Regions from separate parts of the Homo sapiens genome. Here region 2 is linked to region 1. Evidence: read pairs that join two places in POLR2A ChIA-PET (ENCODE). Cell type or tissue: OCI-LY7. All regions are shown on one strand.

Evidence for each region. ChIA-PET counts read pairs that join two places held together with the same protein. Peaks named below come from ENCODE experiments on the same cell type or tissue, not always from the same donor. Only the 100,000 strongest peaks of a DNase experiment are listed, where the experiment ranks them.
Region 2: POLR2A ChIA-PET joins it to region 1 with 5 read pairs; 3 of 35 experiments call an interaction of 5 or more read pairs at or near these places.

The regions. Positions count from the first base shown.
Region 1 is chr2:63,855,895-63,860,894 of GRCh38, forward strand. It overlaps UGP2 (UDP-glucose pyrophosphorylase 2), which reads left to right. Exons shown (of 10, transcript NM_006759.4): 2 at 412-539; 3 at 1,935-2,042. Among named protein-coding and RNA genes, the nearest start is that of UGP2, 16 kb to the left of the region's middle. In OCI-LY7, no CTCF peak of the experiment used is centred here; no DNase peak of the experiment used is centred here.
Region 2 is chr2:65,047,437-65,052,436 of GRCh38, forward strand. LINC02576 (long intergenic non-protein coding RNA 2576) reads left to right here. Exons shown (of 3, transcript NR_183398.1): 3 at 4,944-5,000. Among named protein-coding and RNA genes, the nearest start is that of CEP68, 6.5 kb to the right of the region's middle. RefSeq lists a silencer at 3,033-3,205. In OCI-LY7, no CTCF peak of the experiment used is centred here; a DNase peak (open chromatin) is centred at 2,053.

The DNA of each region.
Region 1 (5,000 bases):
GTCACCTTTAGTGAGATCCATCTGTCACAGAAGTGCCCGGCTATGCCAAAAGCATTAAAAGTCTAGTCTGACACACGTAAGCAGTGGAAAGTCTTGGCTGAAATTGGGAACCAGAAGATGGCAGGCAGCCCTATGCCCTTCTCCTTTTAAAATGAAAACGTCGATACAGGGAAGTAGAGGCACCTTGGAATTGCCAATACCTCTCAAGGGGTTCTTGTTTAGTGGAGAATATGAAACTGGAGTGAAACGAGTCCTAACTAGTTGACACCACTGAATTACTGCCACAGGATAAAGGGACCTTGGGATTGAGCCCTTTTCATTTGCTGAATACCAGAAATCAGTTATAGCTTACCAGCTGTTTGAATGGCTTCCTGGAGTTTTCAGTTGGTGGTTTTATGTTTTTGTTTTAAGATCTTAGCAAAGCAATGTCTCAAGATGGTGCTTCTCAGTTCCAAGAAGTCATTCGGCAAGAGCTAGAATTATCTGTGAAGAAGGAACTAGAAAAAATACTCACCACAGCATCATCACATGAATTTGAGGTAAGGAGGTTTCTACAGTGTTCCACCCCCCCGCCCCTCCCTTCATCTGTCTTCATGCTGAGTTGCTGCCGGTGATGATGATAATCATCACCTCAAATCAGCACAAGATGTACGATAACATCAAAAACAAAAAAATTAGAATTGCTTAACAATTACCGGCTTTTAACATTTGCCCTTTGTAAATCCATTATCTTTTTTTCATTTAAGCCTAGGAAGTTTTCAAAGTCATTAAAATAATCAGAACCAAATTATACTTTGTTCTGTGTTTTGATGTCATTGGGTGGAGAAATGCATACCTGTGTTCAGTTGTAATTGAGAGAAGTTAGCTTCATATGTCCTGCATGCCTTTTCCAGAGAGTCACTTCTGATAGAACCATGCTACTTTGACAATTGTCATAGAAGTTTTCCAGAACTGGGAGGCATTTACTTTTTTACTTGTAAATCAATAGGTTAGTATTTTCATTTTTATATTTCAATTTATACTTAATGTTTTGAAGCTAGCTGTGTTTTATTTCTTTTTGTTCTTTTAGTGAAGATTAATTTTCATTGAGAAGTAGAGAAAGATATTGGTAAGTAAGTGTAGCGGCCAGGCGCAGTGGCTCTTAGCTGTAATCCCAGCACTTTGGGAGACCAAGGCAGGAGGATTGCTTGAGCTCAGGAGTTTGAGACTGGCCTGGGCAACATGGCGAAACCCTGTCTCTACCAAAAAATACAAAAATTAGCCAGGCATGGTGGTATGCGCCTGTGGTCCCAGCTACTGGGGAGGCTGAGGTGGGAGGGTAGTTTAAGCCTGGGAGGTGAAGTTTGTAGTGAGCCGAGATTGCGCCACTACACTCTAGCCTGGACAACAGAGCAAGACTCTGTCTCAAAAAAAAAAAAAAAAGTACAGAGCCAGTTGGAATTCCCATTAAACAAATGGTGTTTGTTTGTTTGTTTTTGTTTGTTTTTGAGACAGGATCTCACTCTGTCACCCAGGCTGGAGTGCAGTGGTGCAATCTCTGCTCACTGCAGCCTCAACTTCCTGGGCTCAAGTGATCCTCCCACCTCAGCCCCCGAGTAGGTGAGACTACAGGCACACACCACCACATCTGGCTAATTTTTGTATTTTTTTTGTAGACACCGGGTTTTGCCATATTGCCGAGGCTGGTCTCAAACTCCTGAGCTCAAACGATCAGCTGGCCTGAGCCTCCCAAAGTGCTGGGATTACAGGCATGCACCAACTACGCCCAGCCTGTATTAGCTTTTAGGATGTGAAAAAGTCTTGCTCCCTCCATGTCCTAATGGTGTAAGAATTTCATTTAACGATATTTTAAATGTGTAACTTGTATCTGTCTTTATGTTTTTATTAAATATTAAGCATTCTGCTGGTTGTAACAATGACTTCTATTTTCACAGCACACCAAAAAAGACCTGGATGGATTTCGGAAGCTATTTCATAGATTTTTGCAAGAAAAGGGGCCTTCTGTGGATTGGGGAAAAATCCAGAGACCCCCTGAAGATTCGGTAAGTTTTAGATAAAATGTAGGAAAATGTAGGGTAATCTTGGGCACTGGTTTTAACTTAGGACGGTTGGGTAGTGTAGGGGACCTATAACAATCATGTGAGACAAGACAGGACTTGCTTTGAATTCTCTGACCCCTCATCCTGAAACTATGGAGACAGCCTTCAGCTCCTTTCCCTTCTTTTAGACCTCTGAGTCTTGCTGAGGTCCTCTAACAGTCTGATCTCCCTGTGGCAGTACCCAGTATCCCTGGATATGAAATGACTTTTGCAAAGCACTAAATATCCCATAAGAGCTTCGTTTACTTTGTTTCTTCCTTCTCTCTCCCAAAACATTTGATTTCTCATTGCCCGTAGGGTCATGGATGCTTAGCCAGACCTTAAAGCTCTCTTCTTGTATTTTATTGGAATACAGCTTCACTCATTAATTTATATACTATTTATCATAGCTTAAGCTAATGAATCTCTCTTGTTTTTTCCTAATGAGAAAATTATATATATAGTTCCTAGTTAGAGGTACGTTTATTTGCATATGTGGAAAATGTCTTTCAGTTCTTAATGTTTTAAAAACTATACATAACATTCTCACTATAAAAAAAAAAGCTAAAAAATAAAAATCTCACGTAATGTTCTCTCTGAGGAGCCTCTTATTTTTGATGTTAAAGCTAAAATTCCTCTTGGCTGTAATGCTTAACAGTTACAATATGCATTTTTTTTTAGGGTCTATTTTGGTCTTTAATTTCCTTGACCCTAGTGAATGAATTGTGATTTATTTTTCTACTTTTAAGTAGTAGATTTAATAGTATTTTCTTCCAAGAAAGAGTTAGAATTCTTCTGGATAGGTATGTTGTTTAAGAAAATAAGTAGGTGTAAATTCAGTCAGATTCTTAAAAATGTTTGGGAACAGCCTAAAATTATAATAAATTTAGGCACTATTTATTCCCACACCCCCCCGCCCCCCCGAAACACTTATAACTTTTGCTTAGGAATTACCCTAATTTAAGTAACCTCACTTATATAATTTATGATGGACCTGGGTGTAGAAGTGTAGTTTCCTTTTTTCTTTTTTCTTTTTTTTTTTTAGACAGTCTCACTCTGTCACCCAAGCTGGAGTACAATGGCATGATCAAGGCTCATTGCAGCCTCTATTTCCCTGGGCTTGTGTCCTCCCACCTCAGCCTCCTGGATAGCTGGGACCACAGGCATTTACCAACATGTCTGGCTAATTTTTGTATTTTTTTTGTAGAGATGGGGTTTCGCCATGTTGCCCAGGCTGGTCTCAAACGTCTGGGCTCGAGCAATCTACCTGCCTTGGCCTCCCAAAATGCTGGGATTACAGACATGAACCACTGTTCCTGACAGTGGTTTTGGTCTTAATTCTTGCTTGCAGACCTGGGAATTTTTTGTTTTCTACTGTACAAACTTAACTTTTCGGAGACAGAGCCTACTTGAAGGAAGGTACGCAGATTTATTATGTTCAATATATTTTAGGGTTCAAGAATTAGTTTTTTTCAGTGGAGAAATCTATCTTTTGTACTTTGAGAGATCATGATATATAGTAGGGATTCTTGAAGTGGGGGTCAGAGGGTGGAGAAGGAAGGAGAAGAGGAATCATGGGATTTTTTCGGTTCAGTACTACCCTACCCCATTCCCAGGAAAGTTCTGATAAATTCTTTCAGGAGGCTATGCCCATGTAGTGAGCCATAGTTACTGATAGTAATACAGAATTGATATAGGACAAAAGAATAGAAATATAAAATAAATTCTAGATGTAACATGATTTTATGCCGTCTTTTTCTGTTTATAAAAGTGTAAGTCTTCATTAAAAGTGTCTTTATTTTGAAGCATAAGTTTTAAGCTTCTTCAGAAAATGTATTTGCAATCCCATATGCCCTTAATCTTGAAAATTTTGGAATGCAGAGGCAAAAAATAAGTTTGCTCTTCAACTACGTCATGAGTTTCTTGAGGGCACAAATGTGTTTTATATACGATATGCATGTTACCAGCTTTTGCAGATAGTTCTGAGAATACAAATCTTGAGCTAATGTTTGTTCACCTTGGTTCTTTTGGATTCCTCCTTCTAGCCTCCTCGTCCTACTCTTCTCTTTCCCATAGGTTTCCTTTCTCAGGTCTTAGAGATTATTATAGAGATCAATTTTCCTTTCAAAATGTAATTTTTAAAAGTGAACATAGGTCTTTTTTTAAAAAAAATGCAAATAATATTTTATATTCCTAAGTAAAAAGAAATTACTGTGGAAGAACAGCCATTTAGAGTAACATTTCTCATGTCAGCCTTATATCAAAGGTGTGACATAAACATTGTCATACCAGTGGATCTATATTTTTGTGTATGAGTTGACAATTAGCAGAGTCAGCCACCTGGTTTGTAAGTAAAGTTTTATTGGAACACACCCACACATTCATTTATGTATTGTCTATAACTGCTTTTTTGCAACAATGGCAGAGTTGAATAGTTGGAGTGGAGACAGTATGGCTTGTAACAAAACCTGAAATACTTATTATCTAGCCTATTTACTGACCCCATTTTAGTGTATGTATTTTCAGAACATCTTTGGTAGCTTTCTTTATTTCTTTGGCCCTCAGAAAACTGACCTCATATGCCTTTGTCATTTCAGATGATCACTTTTAATTTTTATCTTTATTTTTTATTTTCTTTTAGAGATGAGGTCTTGTTCTGTCACTCAGGCTGGAGGGTAGTGGCACAGTCATAGCTCACTACAGCCTCGAACTCCTGGGCTCAAGGGATCCTCCTGCCTCAGCCTCCTGAGTAGGCAGGACTACAGGCATTGTGCCACCAGGCCCAGCTAATTTTTTTTTTTTTTTTTTTTTTGTAGAGACAGGGTCTCCCTATGTTGTCTAGGCTGGTCTTAAAGTCCTGGCCTCAAGTGATCCTCCTGCCTTAACCACTTTTTAGATAAAAATAGTTTTTCATAAATACTA
Region 2 (5,000 bases), 1.2 Mb after region 1:
GTTTCTCTTCTTTTCACTTTCTCCCCCCTCTTTTCCTTTTTCTTTTCTTACCAACCGCCCCCCCCCACCTTTTTTTTTCTTTTCTTTTTTTTTTTTCATCTACTCAGTGTCTGAATACCTCCCTATTTGAGAGACAGGGCCACAATTCCCACTGTGGAAGCTGAGAGGGTCAGGTACTTTCTGGCCTCACACCTTGGAAGCTGGAGCTTGGGCACATGATCCTGCTAGTGAACCAGAGACTCAGAATCAATTGAGAAATAACTTACTGCTGCAGCATCAAATGTTAGCATGACAGCACGTAGTATGCAGTGGCCATGGTGCCAACAGCAGTGTGTTCACCTGTCAGCACATAAAACTGCAAATCTACAGAAAAGTTGAAAGATTACAATGGATATAACCTTTACCTAGTGAATTAGTTATCTATTGCTGCAAAACAAATTACTCTAAAACATAGCTTCATGGGAAAAAACATTTATCATGCCAGTTGCCATGGGTCAGGAGTGCAGGCACTGCTTACCTGACTCTTCTGGCTTGGGGTCTGTCACAAGCTACAAATCAAAGTGTCAAGTGGGCTGCAGTCTCACATGAAGGCTTCACTGGGGAAGGATCTGCTTCCAAGCTCATTCATATGGTTGTCAGCAGGATTCAGTTCCTCATAGGCTATTGGACTGAGGGTCTCAGTTCTTCACTGGCTGTTTTCTGGAGGCCTCCCTCAGTTCCTCACATGTGAGCCTCTTCCCCATGGGGCAGCTCACAACATGGCAGCCCATCTCCATCTGAGCAATTGAAGGAGAGAGAATTCAATTATGGAAGGAACCTCCCACATGCTGTTTGCTAGAAGCCAGTCTCTAAACCCAGCCCTTACTCAAGGGAAAAGGATTACACAAGGTGTGAATTCCAGGAGGGAAGGTCAGAATTCACTGAGTGCCAACTTAGAGTCTGCCAACTACAGATTCATCAATTACTAACATTTTATCACATTTGCACGTGCTCCCCCTTAGATAGATAGCTACAAATACAGATATACAGTTTTGTTTGTTAAACAACCAAAATTAAGTTAAAGATTGATATGGTTTGGCTGTGTCCCCACCGAAATCTCATCTTGAATTCCCACAAGTTGTGGGAAGAACCTGTGGGAGGTAATTGAATCATGGGGGCAGGTTTTTCCCATGCTGTTCTTGTGGTAGTGAATACGTCTCACAAGATCTGACGGTTTTAAAGAGGGGAGTTTCCCTGCACAAGTTCTCTCCTCTTGTCTGCTGCCATGTGAGACGTGCCTTTCACCTTCCACCATGATTGTGAGGCCTCCCCAGCCACGTGGAACTGTAAGTCCATTAAACTTCTTTCTTTTGTAAATTACCCAGTCTCAGGTATGTCTTTATCAGCAGTGTGAAAACAGACTAATACAAAGATATTATAACATTTCACCTCTAATTACTGCAGCATGTATCTCCTAAGAATAAAAATATTTTTCCACATAACCACAATGCCATCACCGCCCCTCAAATTTAACAATTGTGCTATAATATCATCTAATATCAGCCCAAATTCAACTCTCTCCAGTTATCCCCCAAATACCTTTTATAGCTCTTTTTTTTCCTGCTCCACTATCCACTCAAGTTTCCTGTATTGTTTTTGGTTATTATCTATTTAGTCTCTTTTAATCTAGAACCATTCCTTCCAATACCATTTATTACTGGGTATTTTTTTCCATACTGTTGACATTTTTGAAGAGTTCAGGCCAATTGTTTTGTACAACTGTTGCCCACACAACAGGTGGGCTAGGTCACTTGGTAAGTAACAACCAATGGCCACAACCAAGGAGGATTTAACAAGAGGATTTTATTACTTACAACTAGTAAAAAGAACACTGGGTATAGATAGCTCCCAAAGCAATGCCTCCCTGAGCTCCAGGCTGTGTCAGGTTTTATAAGCATAGGGTAATGAGGCATGATCTGACTGGATCTTGCAATGAGGTAATGCCAAGAGGCATGATCTCACTGGATCCTGCTAATGAGTGATGCCAGAGCTCAATCTGATTGCATCGTAGATCCAGCCATGCAGTGTCAACTTCCTAATTCAGTCCCTGCTCCTCTGAGCACTTAGGTTCCCCCCTGTGGCTACACACTTGGTTCACCTGGGCCTGCTCAGGTTACATGACCTGAAGCTCCATTAGCAACTGAAAAACAACTCATAACTTTTGTTACATAAAAGTTGAACCAAACTGGTCTGGTGCAGCTACATAATATCCCATATTCTGGAGATGATTACTTCCTAATGGTGTTCATCTTATACCAGTATCTACTGTATTTCCTGTAAGCAGGAAGTTAGGTTAAATATTTTTGGAAAGAATTCTACTTAGGAGGCACATGTCTGGTAGTCCCATTATTGGTGATGTTTGATCACTTGGTTATGGTGGTAATTGTTTGATCTTTCCATTATAAATGCATAATTTCCCTTTTGTAATTAGTAAATAATCAGTGGGGCAATACTTGGGAGTCTGTGTGAATACCTTGTTCCCAGAAACTTTTTTCCCAATAGTTTTAGCATTCATTAGTAATCCTTATCTTGGTTAATTGGTTAATTATTACATTTGAGTTTCCAAAAGGGTAATTGTCTAATCTAACATTCCTCTTACAGTTATCACTCTGTAAAGATGAGCTTTTCTTTTTCTCTCTTTGTTTTCTTATGTTTTGTTTGAGATTGACTATGGACCATGATTTTCAAAAAATTATTATATTATAATCAATTATAATTATAGATTACAAATATTTATTTTACATTAACATTTAATACATTTATTATATATTTATATATTATGTTAAACATATTTATTATATAGTACTATATATTAATATACTTGTTAATATATTTAATATATAAACATATTTTAAATATAATCATATATTAAGCATATATACTTAACTATATACCTAATTATGTTGAAGTTAATTATACATTTAAGTATATAATTATCTCAAATATACTTAAATACAATTATACTTAAAATGTAATTAAATCGTAATTAACATTATTTTTTATTTGCAGATTGTCCCAAATTTGGCCAATGAAAAAGTCCTTCAAGGCCAGGTGTGGTAGCTCATGCCTATAATCCCAGCATTTTGGGAGGCTGAGGCAGATGGATCACCAGAGGTCAAGAGTTTGAGACCAGCCTGGCCAACATGGTGAAACCCTGTCTCTACTGGAAAAAAAAAAAAAAAATTAGCCGGGTGTGGTGGCAAGTACCTATAACTCAGCAGGCTGAGGCAGGAGAATCACTTGAACCTGGGAGGCAGAGGTTGCAGTCAGCTGAGATCATGCCACTGCACTCCAGCCTGGGAGAAAGAGCAAGACTCTGTTTCAAAAAAAAAAAAAGAAAAAAAAAAAAAAGTCCTTCAAGTTGACTTCTATATCTTTTTTTTAAAAAAAACAGCTTTATTGAGATCTAATTTCCCTACCATACAGTTCACCCATTTACAGTACACAGTTCTATGGTTTTAGTTTATTCAGAGTTGTGCAAGCATCATCACAGTCAATTTTAGAACAATCAAATTTAGTTCATTACCCCTAAAAGAAACTGTTACCCATTAGTGGTCACTTCCTATTCCCCTCAACTCTTGCAGCCCTAGGTAACTGCTAATCCACCGTCTCCATAGATTTGCCTATTCTGGATGTGTCATACGAATGGAATCATCTATGTGGTCTTCTGTGACTGGCTTCTTTCACTTGGCATGTTTTCATGGTTCACCCACATTGTATAAAAATGTCCGTCTACATTCTGTAGCATTGATTTTACTGCCATTTTAACATTCCATATTATGGATATACTGTATTTTACTTACCCATTCATCAGTTGATGGGTATTTGGGTTGTTTCCACTTTTTGGCTCTTGTGAATAATGCTGCAATAACCAATCATGTACAAGTTTTTGTATGAACATACGTTTTAATTTACCTTGCATACATATATAGGAGTGGAACTGCTGGGTCATATGGTAACTTTATGCTTAATCTTTTGAGAAACTTCCAGACTGCTTTCCAAAGGGGCTGTATTATTTGACATACTTTTTCTTTTTCCTTTCTTTTGAGACAAGGTCTCACCCTGTTGCTCAAGCTGGAGTGCAGTGGCACGATCACAGCTCACTGCAACCTTGACCTGCTGGGCCCTAGCGATCCTACCATGTTAGCCTCCCAAAGAGTTGGAATTACAGGTGTGAGCCACTGTGCCCAGCCTCCATTTGACATTCTTACCAGCCATGTATGAGAGTTCCAGTTTCTCCACATCTTCATCAACACGTTACCTTTTTTATTATAGCCATCCTAGTGGCTATAATTGTGGTTTTGATTTGCATTTCACTGAGGCTAATGATACTGACTCAGTGTTTCTCAAGGTACCTTTGGTCCCAAAAATTCATGTTTTATTTTATATCCAGAAAACTATCTTCAGTTATAGCTTTCTTTCATTGTTATGTTTCTTTTCTTTGGAGACTTCAATGATGCATATGTTAACTTCTGTCTATCTTCTATATCTCTCACTTTTTTTCTAATATTTTTCCTTCTTTTCCAAATTTGTTTTGGGTTCTCTTGGCTGTTTTAAATTTATTTTCAATGTTCCTTCTTGACTTTTAAGGCTAACCTATTTTCCCGTGGACACAATGTAATTTAGTTTCCATATCTCAAGATTATTTTGGCTTTTTCTTCTACTTCTTTCCTGAATTTCATCAGTTCTCATTTTATAGTTTTCTGCTTTGTGTCCATTTCTATTTTGAGTTTTTTAATGTCTGATTTTTGGTATTCTTTATAGCTACAGCTGCTTACTAAATGATATTTAATTCATATGAAGAATACTGTTAGTTTTCCTCTGCTTTTTGGCTGTTGGATGGAATTGTGGTTGGTGGAAAGAATTTTCATTAGTTAAAATGGTTTTTAATTTTTTTCTTGTAGTTACTTTATATGGATGTTGGTTGCTGTTCTGTTTAGTTCAAAATACCTCGGATCTGA